Linked DNA regions of Homo sapiens: all the other regions are linked to region 3. Evidence: chromatin loops called from intact Hi-C (ENCODE). Cell type or tissue: dorsolateral prefrontal cortex. All regions are shown on one strand.

Evidence for each region. Peaks named below come from ENCODE experiments on the same cell type or tissue, not always from the same donor. Only the 100,000 strongest peaks of a DNase experiment are listed, where the experiment ranks them.
Region 1: a loop joins it to region 3, with 9 times the contacts of the local background. A loop is called at or near these places in 27 of 110 quality-filtered maps.
Region 2: it touches region 3 in a loop (14-fold over the local background); 35 of 110 quality-filtered maps call a loop at or near these places.

The regions. Positions count from the first base shown.
Region 1 is chr15:27,057,599-27,062,598 of GRCh38, forward strand. All of the region lies in intron 3 of GABRG3 (gamma-aminobutyric acid type A receptor subunit gamma3), which reads left to right. All of the region lies in intron 2 of LOC124903449 (a long non-coding RNA gene), which reads right to left. Among named protein-coding and RNA genes, the nearest start is that of GABRG3, 89 kb to the left of the region's middle. RefSeq lists an enhancer at 94-1,293. In dorsolateral prefrontal cortex, CTCF peaks have their summits at 2,214 (motif pointing right) and 2,414; DNase peaks (open chromatin) are centred at 424 and 2,183.
Region 2 is chr15:26,889,560-26,894,559 of GRCh38, forward strand. The region is part of intron 6 of GABRA5 (gamma-aminobutyric acid type A receptor subunit alpha5); the gene reads left to right. Among named protein-coding and RNA genes, the nearest start is that of GABRA5, 25 kb to the left of the region's middle. In dorsolateral prefrontal cortex, CTCF peaks have their summits at 145, 1,969 (motif pointing right) and 2,173; a DNase peak (open chromatin) is centred at 2,002; H3K4me3 peaks cover 1,297 bases.
Region 3 is chr15:27,355,931-27,360,930 of GRCh38, forward strand. All of the region lies in intron 5 of GABRG3 (gamma-aminobutyric acid type A receptor subunit gamma3), which reads left to right. Among named protein-coding and RNA genes, the nearest start is that of GABRG3-AS1, 200 kb to the left of the region's middle. RefSeq lists an enhancer at 2,570-3,070. In dorsolateral prefrontal cortex, CTCF peaks have their summits at 3,091 (motif pointing left) and 3,291; a DNase peak (open chromatin) is centred at 3,071; H3K4me3 peaks cover 926 bases; H3K27ac peaks cover 1,492 bases.

The DNA.
Region 1 (5,000 bases), 300 kb before region 3:
GGCACCTGTGATGGAGAGAGGTGTCCTGGCCGCCAGGTCACCCTCGGGGCTCCCATTGCTCATGTCCTTCAGGTGTTTCCTAAGTAAAAACTGGTGTTGTTGTCTGGGAATCTTACCACGTACTTATTCTTTGGAAATCTATCATACCAGCAGGTGGAATCGGTGTAGTTCAGGACATTCGCCATTTAATCGAGACATAGAAAAGCCATGTTTACTTGCCTCAAAGAAGTCCCACTGATGAAGAAATAAAGGAAGTTTCCATGCACATCCACTACCAGAAGGAAAGTCATGACAGTCCGCTCCCATTGCAACTCGAGAGGATGTGTGCATTGGCCTCTGCAACCGGGCTTCTTACAGGACATGAGTGCATTCTCCATCCACTGGGAGGCGGCTTGTATACTCACTCTCACAGTGAATCTGCCGACAGTTCTCAAAGCTGAGGAAGCATACAGGCTTTGCCCGTGGTTGGGTGGTGAGGCTGCATTTCGTGCTCATCTGCTCCATCTGCAGAGCCAGCCTTGAATTTTAAAGTCCTGTCTTACTGGACTCCTGTGATGACTCACTATGATAACGCATCAGAACACATGGATCTTAAATACGCAGGGACAAAATAAGAGAAGCGCTGATTTCTCCAAGGAAGTCCAGGTGTTCCCATTTACGGTGCATCTGAGAATGGAGATGATAGGGACAAGAGTCCACACCAGGCTATCTCCGCACAGCAGAGCTCAGAATTACAGATGGCAGAGCCTTGCTGAGCAGTTTAGACGAGGGTAAAGATTTTTGAGTATGCTTTTCATTGTAAGTTTTGGAGGCGTCCATTAGGGCCACTCAGCAGAGGTCTGAATCATCTGATTGCTCTGTTTGACTCAGTGTTGGAAGCCTGTTGAACAGGAAATGAGCTATTTCTTGCTCAACCAGGAGTTGTAGCATCTTTGAAGTTTGGGAAGTTAATTTATAAATTCCCAACTGTCCGGCTACATGTCAAGTGTCTGGTCATTGTTTTGATTTGTTGCAACCTGTGAAAGTACTTTTTTTTTTTTTCAAAGTCAAATTGCCATATTGGAAACCAGGAGCCACCATCTTTAAACAATTAGAGATTAGAGATTTGCTATGACTTTACCTATACAGTGCTTAAGACCGATTTAGTCTATTAGAAACCAGTAAGTTCGCGGGCCTCATCAAAATTGATAAGTGATTAGCACTGTCTATAAAACTATGCCATATCGTATAAAGTAAAATTGCTTCTTAACTATCTTTGTGTTGCTATAGTACATATTTCTGAAAAGCTCTTAGACTAAATGCAACCGTCATCACCAATAAAACCATTAATGAACCCTATACACAAATGAACTTTGAATCCTGTGGCCACTATTAAAACAATTTTAGATCTTGATTTGCCATTTGGGGAATGCTAAGCTGCTGTAACAGCAGGCTCAAACTAATTCACTGAATTGGAAAATATGGAAATTCTTCATATAAGAACTCTGAAGTGAGCATTTCAGGCTGGCAGGCTGCCCTGGTGCCCTCTGCCATTCAGGGAAGCAGAAGACAATGAAGGCTCTGTCACTCCCAACACGAGGCTGCAAAGGTTGCCATACATGCTCTTTCTAGCCAGCAGGAAGGCCTGAAGGGCACCCCTACTGCTCTCTACATTTCCTTTGGGGAGAGCTGAGTCTTGGGGCCACAGCCAGCTACAGGTGGTTTGGAAGCGGGGTTCCCATCTGACAGAGACCATGCTCCCACCTGCAGCCCTTCTGTTGTAGAAAATTGGCAAAACGGATTTTGGTGGACAAATAGCAGTCTCCATCACCGTTCTGTTATTTTATAAGCTGAATCCCAGTTATGAGATACTATGTTGGCTATAATTTCAAAGTTTCTATTGATAGCTGTTATAACACTTTTATTCCAATTTGAAAATTTGGATCAATAAACATTGAATTGGAGATATAGTTCCAAATCAAGAATATAACTGTTCACCTCTTACGCTGTTAAGAAACCTAAAGGCATTTGACATACACTGTTTTGCATTTCTATGTTAGATGTCCAAGAGAGGAGACATGTGTTCCAAGACTGTGGTCCTGAGATGGCATGAAGGCGAGTGATGCAGAGTGAAAGGGTTTCCTGCCATGGGCATAGGTCTGGGTCCTGGCAGACAATGGTGCTTCACTGTGAACAAAGACACAGTTCGATTATTGACCACTAGGTGGCACCACGGAGAATAGAAATGTCTGCACCAATCACCAGGGAGCTGGGAGTGCTCTTTCCTTAAGGATCTGTATTCTATTGTAGCAAAAGGTGGCCATTCCTGCTACCTCTGTGCAGTCAAAGCTTATTGAAGAAAGAACAATGTTCTCTTTTTAGATTTTCTTCTCTTAAGTAGAAATTTATTATAACCTTTAGTAATGCTATAAAATTAAACACTAGACTTTCCACAATGTGGTCATAAACCAAGAGATAAGGAAAAATGGCAACTACATTATTTTAAAATGTGTATTTTGATTTATGTGACAGTAAGGGGAGTTTAAAATCCAGTTGGTTTTTAACATTTTTGTATCTAACTGCTTGTTGTCAAGAGCTTTCCCAGGAGAAGAGATTGTCTAAGACCATTATGCATATTTGTCTAATGTGAACTTTGGTTTTATTTTGCAGCAAGAAAGGGTGGGGTGGCACCTATTTGAATGCAGCCCACTGGCCTGTTGGTGCAATTCCTCCTTGGCCACACTGGCCCCTGAGCAGGGTTGGAGCTTCCCTTTGCAGGTTGGTGCACAAAGATGTGGCATGCTGCTCCAGAAACTGCTCTGGGAAACTGCTGGTGGCCCCACAGGCTCTTGGAACTAACAGACTGTGTCATTATCACATGCTGCAAAGCAAATCCCTGCTTGTAAGGACTCAGCTCAGCTTTAGAAGTTCCCTGAGACTTCGAGAATGTCAACAGATGCATGCTTTCGTGAGTCCGTGCCATTCAGTGAACTTGATGGAATCATTCTGTGTGAAACGTTAAGTGGCGTGGGGATGATGCAGAGACTATTTCTGACGAGTCCCTGCCCAAAAGGAAAATCAAATGATGAGGCAGCAGGAGTCACGTCTAAGTGGAAATACAGAGACCAAGCTGTAGGGTGTAAGGAAGGAGGGACCTTTCTTCCTTTGCCACTTTCACTGGTTATTTTATGTGCTTGAAAATAGCCACAACACTTTCTCCCCTCCATAAAGGGAATGATGGCTTTGGTCTAGTTTTTATATGTCTCTCTTCAGCTCTCATGTCTCCTAGTGGTTCTGACTACAAATAGTTCCATTGTTTCTTCTGTATGGTCCTAATAGGTCTCTGAGGTTTTTTTGGAATCACTAAATGCCACCAAATACTCTCTAGTTTACTTAATAGGGCGATGGCCATACCTCCCTACAATTTTCCTGAGTGACACCATAAGTAGCACATTTTGAATGTAAAAGATGAGAAGGTCATCATACAAAACAGGAGTCTATGAAGAATGAGGCAATTGCCATTGCTTACCTGTGTTTAATATTTTCTTCTCCCAATAAGGTAAACCTATAGACAGGTGTTGTCTATGCTGGTAAGAAGTGAAAGGCCAATTGGTTGAGAGTTTATTGTGTACTTTTACGACCATGGCCGTGTTCATCAGGCGTCTGCTCTTACATCGCTGGTGCAGTGAATGGTGTCCTTGCATCACTCGAACGAGGATGCCCCAGTGGCTAACGGTGTGAGAACACCGCACTGCCTGCTCTCACACTGTATACGGGGCTGGGTGGGTTCTGAACGCTGGCCATCTGGCTGATTAGGGTTTTTAATAAGTCTATCGTAACAAAACAATGCTCCATTGAGGTAACTGCTCTTTTTTTTTTTTTTTGTTAAAATTAAATGTCATATTTTGCCCTTTCACTAGAAAACAAACTGTTCAGCTGCATAAAGCCCTCCAGATTATGATTTAAACTGTCTCAAGTTTCATCCATGTATTTATGAGTGATGTTCCCGCATGCCAGTCACAAGCAGTAGAGATTTATGGGCAGTACTGGTTTCAAAGAAAATGCTCAAGTTGATTGATGGGGCAAGTCTCCCTATCTCCTATCCCCCTGCTCCCCACCAAAGAGAAAAAAAGTCTTTTCCCTGCTAACTGCAGTGCCAGCTTTGACCCTGACTTAGTTGATAACCTTGAATAAATTGCATTCCAGTAGCAAGCCAGATGGATTTTAAAGGGTATCCGGGCCTGGTGGAAGCCTCAGCACCCCTCTCCCGCCCCGTGTGGAAATCCTGCTGTGCTCCCGAGAGGCACTGCCTGCCCTCTGCTCTGGCATTTTCCCTAGGAGGCACTTCCATGTTTGAACAGTTCCTATGACTAACAGATGCTTCTCAGGAAGCTGAAATCAGCCTCCTCCTTCCTTCTGTCCACTGACCCTATACTTTGCCTTCTGGAGTGCTACAGAATCTCTCTCATCCACCATCATGGGCTGCCTTCCGGGCAACTGGCGGCAGCTGTCATGTTCTCTGAGTCTTCCTGTCCCATGAGAGTGCCTGTGATAGAGTTTCCAGACCTGGCCATCCCACAGGACTATTGGCTGTGCAAACGGGGACTCCCCTTTGGAGCCAGAGTCTGTGGATGTGGAGTCACAGGAGAGGGAGCTGGCTCCGCTGTGCTTATATGTGCAGGTGGGCATGTGGGTGCTGGTGAGTTCACCCTGACCACTTTTAAAAGACTGAGTATCGGCTGGGTGTGGTGGCTCACGCCTGTAATCCCAGCACTTCAGGAGGCCGAGGCAGGCAGATCACCTGAGGTCAGGAGTTTAAGACCAGCCTGGCCAACATGGTGAAACTCCATCTCTACTAAAAAAAAAAAAAAAAAAAAAAAATTAGCCTTGCATGATGGCAGGTGCCTGTAATCCCAGCTACTCAGGAGGCTGAGGCAGGAGAATCGCTTGAACCTGGGAGGCAGAGGTTGCAGTGAGCTAAGATCCTGCCATTACACTGCAGCCTGGGCGACAGAGAGAGA
Region 2 (5,000 bases), 470 kb before region 3:
GGTAACTTGGATACATACATATCTGGAAGTTTTGAACTAGACACTGAGATGTGTTTGTATATATGTACAAGCATGCATAGCTATACATTGTCAAGTTCAAAGTGTCAAGTTCAAAGCTTCTTTCATGAAACCAGATGTATTGGCTGACTTGCAATTTTTAAGGTAACACATTTTATATTGGCAAGAATCAAAATATGATTTAAAAATTTATAAAACATAGAAAATTACAAAGTGCGGAATATGGTTATGATAACACCAAGACCAAAGAGAATCAATGTTAATATTTTAGTGTGTATCATGTTTATGTGTCCCTGCGTGTAGACATTCATGAATACATATGTGTATGTCTGTGTGTATGCACACATAGTCTCCTATAGTTTTTGAGTGGCCTCATTCACTGAAAACTTTTGTGAATAGCTTTACAATTTTAAAATATACAGCATTGAAAACATTTCCCATGTCATTAAACATTGTTTTGAAACTTTGTGATATAGCACATCCCATCATGTGGTTATCCTGTGTTTATATGATTTCTGTAAAAAAATTCACGATACATCTATTTTTTTTCTCTGTGATAACATTCTGGTCCAAGCACCTACGTATATCCTTTGAACAAATCCCAGGAATTGGACAAAACATAAATTTTTGATATTAATACAGATTTTCAAACTGTTCTCTAGAAAAATAGTACCAGTTTCACTTCCATCAACAGTGAGAGTAGAGACCACCTATTACTTCCTCTCTGGCACCTTATATACAAAAATGAACATGAAATTTCTGCCCATTTTGCTACATGAGATCCAATTAGCCAGTCCATTGAAAACCATGCATAACAGTTACTCATCTCAAGATTTGTAGTCACTTCAATTTTTTTTTTTTTTTTTTGCTTTGGGACGTGCCTCACAGAGCTCCCTTGTCCTGATTTAACTTGAATTGAGCCTTGTTCCCAAGGTTGGAGACATGGAGCCTGCCTGGGACACCACTGCCCTTTCCTCTGTCTGGTCCCGCCGATCTCCCTGTAGGCACGCAGCCACACCATCCTTCATGTCCTCAGTCACTGAAGACAGAGACTTTGCACCAGCCTGCTGTGGCCCCACTGCCTTTGACTTCCCAGCTGAAGTTCTGTGTTCCCCACAGAGCGTCTTTTGGACATATATGTCTCAATCATGTATAACACATGCATGATACACGTGTCCTGTGTAATTCCATATACTCCCTGTCATCCCGGCACTGGGCACTCAGGAGGAACTTATGTGTGTGCTTGTGAATGAATGAACCATAATGGAATGTATGAGATCTCCTTTTCCTAAATGAGGCCATCTCACCACCCAGACCCTAGTATGAGGGACTTGGAAAGAGATCCAGAGAATGTCTGGTTCACAGACATGTTCTGTGCTTAGGTTTCTGCCAATTTAATAAAGAGTCAGATTTAGTTTTGCTAAAATTGTACTTGCAGCATACAAATAAGGACATTTCAACACACATTTCTTGCATATTTGGTTTGAAAACGTGACCAGACATATTCTGGGCCTGTTGAGAAGGCCATCAGTCTGCAGCCACTGCAGGCAGTTCCGTCTGGCCAGGCCATGCTTTGGACTCTCGGGCACACATCTCACACAGGACCACATCACCCTTTGCAAATGGACCATCTCCAGCACATGTTTGCTTTCTTAGGTCCTGACCCCACAAAGGCTGCAGACATCCTCGTCCTAGTGAAACAGAAACCAGAGCTTCAGAAATATAAACGCATTTAAACTACATAACATACATTTGGTAGTATCTTTATCGTCCTTCACAACAGATGTGATAAATGAAACAGGTAAAAATGATCACATGGCAATTAGCCCATCGATAATGTCCAAGTGCCAAACCTCCTGGCCTCTCCCTATTTGCATAGATAGAATATATAGCAAGCATGCAACAGGAAGCTAGCTATGCGCGCTATTCAGCCATGGGGACTGAAAATAATGTCCACGAGGTGGCGCCGTGGCCTCGTGCATCGAGGGGAAGACTGACAGGAGGGCATTCTAGAGCTTGGTTAAAGCCCCGGATTCACCGAAGCACGTTTAGGGAAGACAAAGTGCTTCATGTCTGCAGAGTGTTCCTGAGCCTCTTGGCAGGTCTGCGCGGCCTTGAGGTTGCTCAGAGCCAGGGAGGCTGCGCTCAGCCTCAGGTCCTCCCTAGTGCGCAGCCAGCCTGCACCCACCACCGCGCTTCCGGACACCAGAGTCCCGAGTCAGGGCCACAGTGCTGCTGCAGGCATCCCTCCCCTCCCGGCCAGCGGGGAAAAGTGAGCCAAGTGACCCGCTCTGCTCATTTCAGCTCGGACGGTGGTCCCTTAAGCAGGCCGAAACTGATGGTCTCATCTCCTGCACGCTCTCTGGCCTTGAGCGCAAATGCCCCAGAAACGTTGGCCAAGCGCACCGGGTGGTGGAAAATTCGGAGCAGCCACCGCCTGGCAGGAGTGAGGCAGATGCGATTAGGATTTCCATGTTTACCCTGAGAATAGTTAGGCGTATGCCCCATGCTGCTGGAGAAGGAAGACTTGGCAGAGGCCTCCGTGCCCAAAGTGTTTCCCGGTTGGCCCGGAATCCGGAGTTTTTGTGGTCTTCACTCCTATGATTTGCACTGTCTGAAACGGTGACTAGACATTTATCACACTTTAAAATTAAGGTCGAAAAACATTAATAATCCAGGTCCCCCGTGTGCCAGCCACATTCCCAGCAGTGGGTAGCCGGCTGTGAACGGTGGCTTCCGCGCTGGCGGGCAGTGTGGACGGCGGCGTCACCCAGCCCCGGGGAAATGCAGCCCCGTGGCAGCCCCAGGCTCCCTTCTCCGGGCCCTACCCAGCCCGCGCCCCGGGGGCCCAGCAGTGGGGGGGCTGCCTTCCCCGGCCGCGCGCACATGACCTGCGAGTCCGCGGACACAGGGAAGCTTTAAAATATTTCAAGGCAAGTTAGAGTATTTATGCTACAATCTTTTAACGGAGGCGATTTTTCTAGAGCATTTTAGAAGTTTGAATGATCAAATAAACTATGACATCTAGCAGGAAACTAATACCCATTGCTAATCTAAAGTTTTATTATTGAAATTAGCTTTCTTCTCAGTAGGATCTCAAGTTTTTTGCATTGCTTCAAGCAATATTAATAAGGTCCGAGCAGAGGGGCTGTTACTTTCCGTTAGCATTCACATGGAGAAGAAGAGGATCGTGGGATGGAATCAGCTGAAGGGCCCCTTGGGGCAGGAGAGGTCTGGGCGGCTTCCGGAGGCTTCTCTGAGCAAGTTGTGCGGGGAGGATGGAGCAGTGTGTGGGTGTGTATGGGTATGTGTGGTGTGTGTGTGTATGAGGTTGTGTGTGCGTGATGTGTGTATGGATGCGTGTGTGTAGTGTGTGTATGGTGTGTGGTGCGCGTGGGGGGTGTATAGAGTGTGGCGTGTGTGTGTAGTGTGTTGTGTTTATGGTGCGTTTGTATGTATGGAGTGTGGTGTGTCTGTTGTGTGTGTACGCTGTGTGGCGTGTTTGGGGGTGTATGGTGTGTGGCATGTGTGTGTCTAGTGCGTGTGTATGGCGTGTTTCTAAGTGTATGGTGTGTGGCGTGTGTGGGGTGTGTATGTGGTGTGTGGTGTGTGTGTGTATAGTGTGTTGGGTGTGTATGGTGTGAGCGTATGGTGTGTGGCGTGAGTGTATATGGTGTGTTGTGTGTGTATGGTGTGTGTGTATGGCATATGGCGTGTGTGTATATGGTGTGTTGTGTGTATATGGCGTGTTGTGTGTCTATGGAGTGTCGTGTGTGTGTATGGTGTGTAGCGTGTGGCGGGACTATATGGAGTATGTGTATGGTGTGTTGTGTGTGTTGTGTGTGTATGGTGTGTGGCGTGTGTGTGACTGCCCCTACTCAGGTCCCTATGTGAAGTTATGAGCAGGGCACGGCCTGGGCCTGGACCTCCCTCCTGCGTGTGGATCTGATGGGAGCAGCGGTGGGGAGGACTGCAGCTGGTCGGGCTGCCTAGGGCTCCCCTTCCTCTGCCTCGTGTCCTTCCCGCTCGCCCATCCCTTCGACCACTCACAGTTTCACTAAGCCCTGTCTGCGGAGCCCAGGGCCTGCTCACCCTGGAGTGGCGCAGGGGAAACAGGAGGATCTGGGGGCACAGGAGTGGGCGAGGGGCTGAGTCTGGGGGTGAGGGGAGCAGGGCCCGGCGACCAGGCGGTGGGCACGGAGTCTGGGGTGAGCTCGAGCTGCGAAGGTGGAGAGGCTGGGCCAGGGGACCCGCGTGGGCAGCAGCATGGACCGGGGCGTCAGAGTGCAAGATGTGAGACCTATGTGCGCGCGGGGCGGCGGCAGCCGGTCAAGGGGCAGCAGGAAATCAGACCTCAAAGGTGGCCGGGGACAGATTCCAAGGACCCTTGCTTGAAGGCTGGTCACTGTTTCCTTTGGGCCTCCAGGAGTGTTAGGTCGAGGACTGGAGAGGGGAGGCAGTTCTCTCCGCGCGCCCCCTGTGCTCCCCAGACGCCCTTTGCACTGAAAGCCAAGGGCCGGAGGCTGGAGCGCAGCGGCCCGGGCAGAAGCCCTGCCCAGACGGCGCCGGACCTGGGCCCGGACTCTGCGAGCAGCCCAGCCCTCACTTGGACAAAGGTGGAAACGGAAGCCTTCTGGGAGGGATGCGTATTCCCGCGAATCCACTACACTTCTCTCGGGATGCTTTTCCTTCTTCAGGCCAGGCTAGCAACGCAAACCTCGACTCCAGAGAGGCCGGTGTGCGTCCAGGGGCCACCCCTTCACAGGCCGCGCCTGCACCCAGCGTCTGTTCTCACTGCCGGCCTCGCGGGCAGCCAGTGGGTCCCCGGGTGAGATGGTGCGGGCAGCGCTCCCGGAACGATCCCGGGCCCCTCCTTCCCCCCGGGCTCTTGCCTGCGCCTCTTCCACACAATTTGCGATTTCCGTGGCGTCAGATGGCTGTTCTTTGTCACCTGCTTGTAAGAGCTGGTCCCATGATGTCAA
Region 3 (5,000 bases):
TATATTAGTGAATGCCGGGGGTTGGGATTGGGGAATGGGGAATGATACCTAAAAGGCACAGATAGGGTTGTTTTTTGGAGTGATGGAAAAGGTCTGGAATTAGATTGTTACTGAAACCCACCAAATTGTCTACTTTTAAAGGGCGACCTTTATAGTATGTGAATTACAGCTCAATAAAGCTGCTATTTTAAAAAAGAGTATCAGTGATTCAGAAAGTGTATTCATCATAATTAATTTTATAGTCCTATAACAAATTACACTTCACCTTTGATTTCCATGATAATTTCAAAAAACAGTGCCACCTGGAAGAAAAAACAAAGATATGAGGGAAGGGTAGGGGGTGGGGAGAGAGGTCTTCATGTGTAACCAAAGTTGACCTCTCACAACTCTGTGATTCTCATTCTTTGAATCAGTGATTCCAGGGATAAGCCTACATCTCCCGCTGGGCCTCAACATTCGTTATTCATTCCTTTGGCAGCTATTTTTTGAGAATGTACTATATGGCAGGATATCAGAAAGGAGCTAACATGGTCCCTCGGCTCTTCTCTTCAGACTAATCTCCATCTTTTCCCCAACATCTACATATAGGCTCAGTCTGCAAAGGAAAAGCTGTTGATGGAACTTGCCACTATACACAAGAGAAACTCTAGAGAATTCTGCTTCTTAGATTTAATCCTATAAGTCTAAGAAGGAAAATAAAGGATCATTGTTAAGGAAAAACAGGTGCTCCTCAATGTTTATCAAATTAGTAAAGAGTTTAACCAACCCAAACAGTCAACAGTCAGAAATGGGTTAAATAAATCCTGGTGTACCCACACAAAAACAGTAGGCTGCCCACTTTGAACATGATGCTTAGGATTTGCATTTCATTGAGATGGAAGGGGTTTCTTGATACAGGGTTGAGTGATGCATGCAATTAGACCACAGCAAGAGTCACATAACCCTATAGGTTTATTTAATGTCTGCAGGTAAGCAATGAAGTAAATATTTCACCACGTTAATTCTAGGTGATGTTCATTCTATAATGAGTGTTCATTATAAAATCCTTTCAACCTTTTTTGTATATTTGGAATTTTCATAATAGAATGTCATAAAAATAAATGATCACCAACAGTAGGAAGTTTAATTAGACCCAGTTTTTTAGACTTCTAAAAGGGGACTGCATTGGGCTGCACTCCAATATAAAAATTACCCTTGTGATCACGGCGCCTCTCATTGTGTTTTAACACCCATCCTGTCGCTCTGTCTTCCCCAACACTGAGAAGAGACTAGCCCTTCTTGCACTTCCTCCCTGTTCTGCCAGTGGAACCATTCCTAGTGAGTAACTGAATTTCTTAAGATCCACTGAGTCTCAATAGAATCTACATTAGCAGCCATGAAATTCAAGTGGGTAAATTGACGTAGTATAAGATGTAAAGCTACTGGTCTGTGGACACACAAATACTGCAGAAATGCTCTCAGTCCTACACAAGGCTCTTAAACATTATTGGAACACCACCCAAAACTTTTATTTATGTGGATTATCTCTATCATTATTCACTATATTAAAAATTTCAACTTAGACATTCAAAAATATGTATTATTGATTAATCTAAATATAATAAAAAGCCTACATAAGTGACACATTTCTAAAAAAATAACTCTATTATACCACCCAAAAAGAAAATTTAGTAAGGACAGTGACATTGTTTTACATTTTTGCAAATATCTTTAATGTCTGGCTCAATAAAAGACAGATGATTTTCATATCTGCTTCCGCATTCAATCTGTTGCAACATGTAATTTCTGTGAAGGAAATTTACCCTGAGCTGGATATGAAAATGGATGGTGATTTTATTAGACTTTTCAGATAATGATGCATACTCTTCCTTGACATCACATCAAACTCAACAACTAGCAGTTTCTTGGAGTTTAATTCTAATGTGGAACCTGAAACTCTATACTATTCATATCTTGTTACCTTCCCAAACATTGGTTTATCTTGTACTTTAAATGTACCTTTTACCCATGCATGAATTTGTAACTTCAGGCATTGGAAAATATTGGTTCACAGAGTTATGCTGATCATCCAAATGTTGACACGATATTACAAAAACCACATTTATTAGTCTCCCAACCAATTGTGTTAGAAAAGTATTTAAATATTGAGAAGCTACCAGACTCATGAAGGTGGATACGAGCTTTCCAAAATTCCAATTTCCACTGGAAATCTCGACTTTTAGTATTGGCAACAAATACTGCCAGTTGTTTTCTTAGAAGTGACAGACTCCATTCATTTTCAAGAAAATGGCTACCAAACACCCCAGTCTGAAAATAACCATAGTTTGTTGCTCTTACGAGTGAAAATGCTATTTCATACACGAAGCTTTGTCCTTCAGCACCCAAGATTTAAGGATAATTATGGATGAATATTATGGATTCATTTTAAATCCTTTGGCAAATCTGCTCTGGGGGCTTCTCTGTCAGAAGGTCTCTCCTTCCCAACTCTAAGAAACGTTATTCCTATGCAAATGCTGCTGAGTCAAGACGGGGAGGGAAGTGCAGAGAGAAGGGCTGGTGGCATGGTCAGTAAGTCATGAGGGTGAGATTAGGGGTGACACACTGCTTGCCAACGTAGGAGAAGGCTCTGCCCTCACCTAGCAGGTCTGATGGAAGCCCCTTATTCCGTCCTTCCTGCCGGGTTCCACCGAGATCCAAAAAGGAATGCTGTGTAGGAGCACATGATATGTGATAAATGAGAGAAAGGTCAAACATTTAAGGAACGCCCAGAGAAAGTACTGCATAAGAAATGATGCGTTCCATATTCAAACACACAGATCAAGCTCTTTCTATGGGCTAAGTGGTGTGCCCCCGAAAAGCAAGGGCTTTTTGTTTTTCTGCCTTTCTCCCTACGTAGGAGGGCCTGGTTGCTGTGTGCTCTGGGAGCTTGTTGGTTTGAGCACCCTGAAGCTCCGTGCAATGCCCGCTCAGTGGGCCCCGGCAGTGCAGAGGGCGCTTCTCCCGGGGGTCCTGGTAAGAGGATCTAGGCTTTCCCTGGGGAGGACCCGGCGGGGCGAACGCAGGCTCAGCGCAAGAGCCGCAGTGACACCTTCTGGTGGCTGCCTGCACTGCAGGCTCCTTTTATGGACAAGTTTTGGGGGTGAAGCTGCAGAGGGGTACCCCTAAGGTGGCCTCTCCCTTCTCCTATCCAGGTTTGGGAGGCCACCCGGCCTCAGGCCCCTGTCAGGTCTCCCACTGCACCAAGATTGACTACATGCAGGGCGGCTGAGCTGCCTGAGGCCGGGTGGGAAGGAGGGGTGCCCTCCCCGCTACGGTGGGGAGACCTGCCCCTGTCTCTGCTCCTCCAGCTCGCTTGCAGGCACAAGCTGCTTTGCTTAAAATGTTATGTCATTAAAAATGAAATATGTTCCTTTTATTGCTTATTGTTCTATGTCCCTCTTTTTTGTGGTGTGTTTGATTTTATTCAGATTTTAGTATTTTCCACAATGGTCTGTGACTAAAACTTAATTTAATGAGAAGAGATATATTTATTCAGTTCTTTATTTTGAAAGTGATTGAGTTAAACATAAAACAAAGCTAGGATGAACAGTACAATTATATATCATCCAGGATATTATAAATTCTGATTTGAAGCTAAGGAAACAAACATTGGCAATCTAGCCTCATGATTAAGAACATAACAGAACATAAAATTAAATAAAAAGAAAAGCACCTTTATGACTGGCATACTCAGTGTACGCATTCCCATCAAAATGTTTTTGTAAACGTTTCCATAAGTCGCCGTAGGCAAATGGCATGTTGCGGTTTTTGAACGTTACATAGATATCTTCTATTTTCATGCATCTTCCTTGCTGTAAGACAGATTCAAAGCAGAAGCTTACATAACCCAGAGAAGTCATGCCAAGTTTATCTGAACATCTTTTTAAAACTTTCAAGTTCTCTGATTTAGTTCTGATACACATATTTCCATATACGTTTTTCTTGTTTGTTTGTTTGTTTAACTTACCTACTTTGTTCCTCAATTGAACATGTGGTTTTTGAGTGCCAACTACACATTGAGCCCTGTGTGAAGGTTTGGGGACAGAGGGACACTGAGCCCAGCCTCCAAGAGTCAGAAGGGAGCATTTTCAGGCCACAGTGCACTGGGTCAGGAGTGCTGCAGGAAGAGAAGCAAATACTGTGGGACTCACTAGACAATCTCAACAGGGAGGCAGTGACATCCAGGCCCTGCGGAGGACAGGGAAGCTTCTCCAAGGGCTATGGCTGGGGAGACCCTGTAAACAGACTTAGACACACACAGTGTTCATCCAGCACGAGTAGCCCTCTCAGGTGGCCCCACTCTGCCTGAGGCACTGGATTCCAAGCATGGACAGAAGGGAGGACTTGACAAGGTCGGGTGGAATGGGCCGCGACCCCGGCCTGTGTTGGAGATCTCCTGGGCAAAGATAACCAGCTGCTCTCCATCTGGGAGTTATGGAGCCCTGTATTTTACCTGGGAAACTCATGGGCCACCAGAAACACACTTCTCTGAGTGTGTGCTTGCTTTAATGAGACTGCAGGAGATGGAGATTTTATCAGCATGAATCACCAGTGGAGAATAATTCCTAATAGACAACCCATGGCTGTCCAAAGACCTCAAGAGCATTCCCCAATCCGAGATGGGCCGGGATGAGGTGCCCGACCTCTGTCTGGAACCTTGCCCTTGGGTGTGTCCTTGGGTTGGACACTCCCCTTCCAGCCTGCTCCTGCTCCCCTGCAGCCTCTACATAAGATCTGCAAGGGCAGCCCCTTTCTGCCAAAACTGGACTCCTGCTGCAAAGATGACCCTGGGAAGCTCAAGGGTTCCCACATTAGTGTTAACCTGTCTGCCTCAGGCAGGTTCCCAGCCCAAGAACTTTTGGCTCCCTGATGAGTTTGTGGGATGCTCTCTGACGGCACTGTCTGGCCATGAGTGGGGGACTTGAGTTCCAGCTCTCACATTCACAGCTGAGCTCTACCTC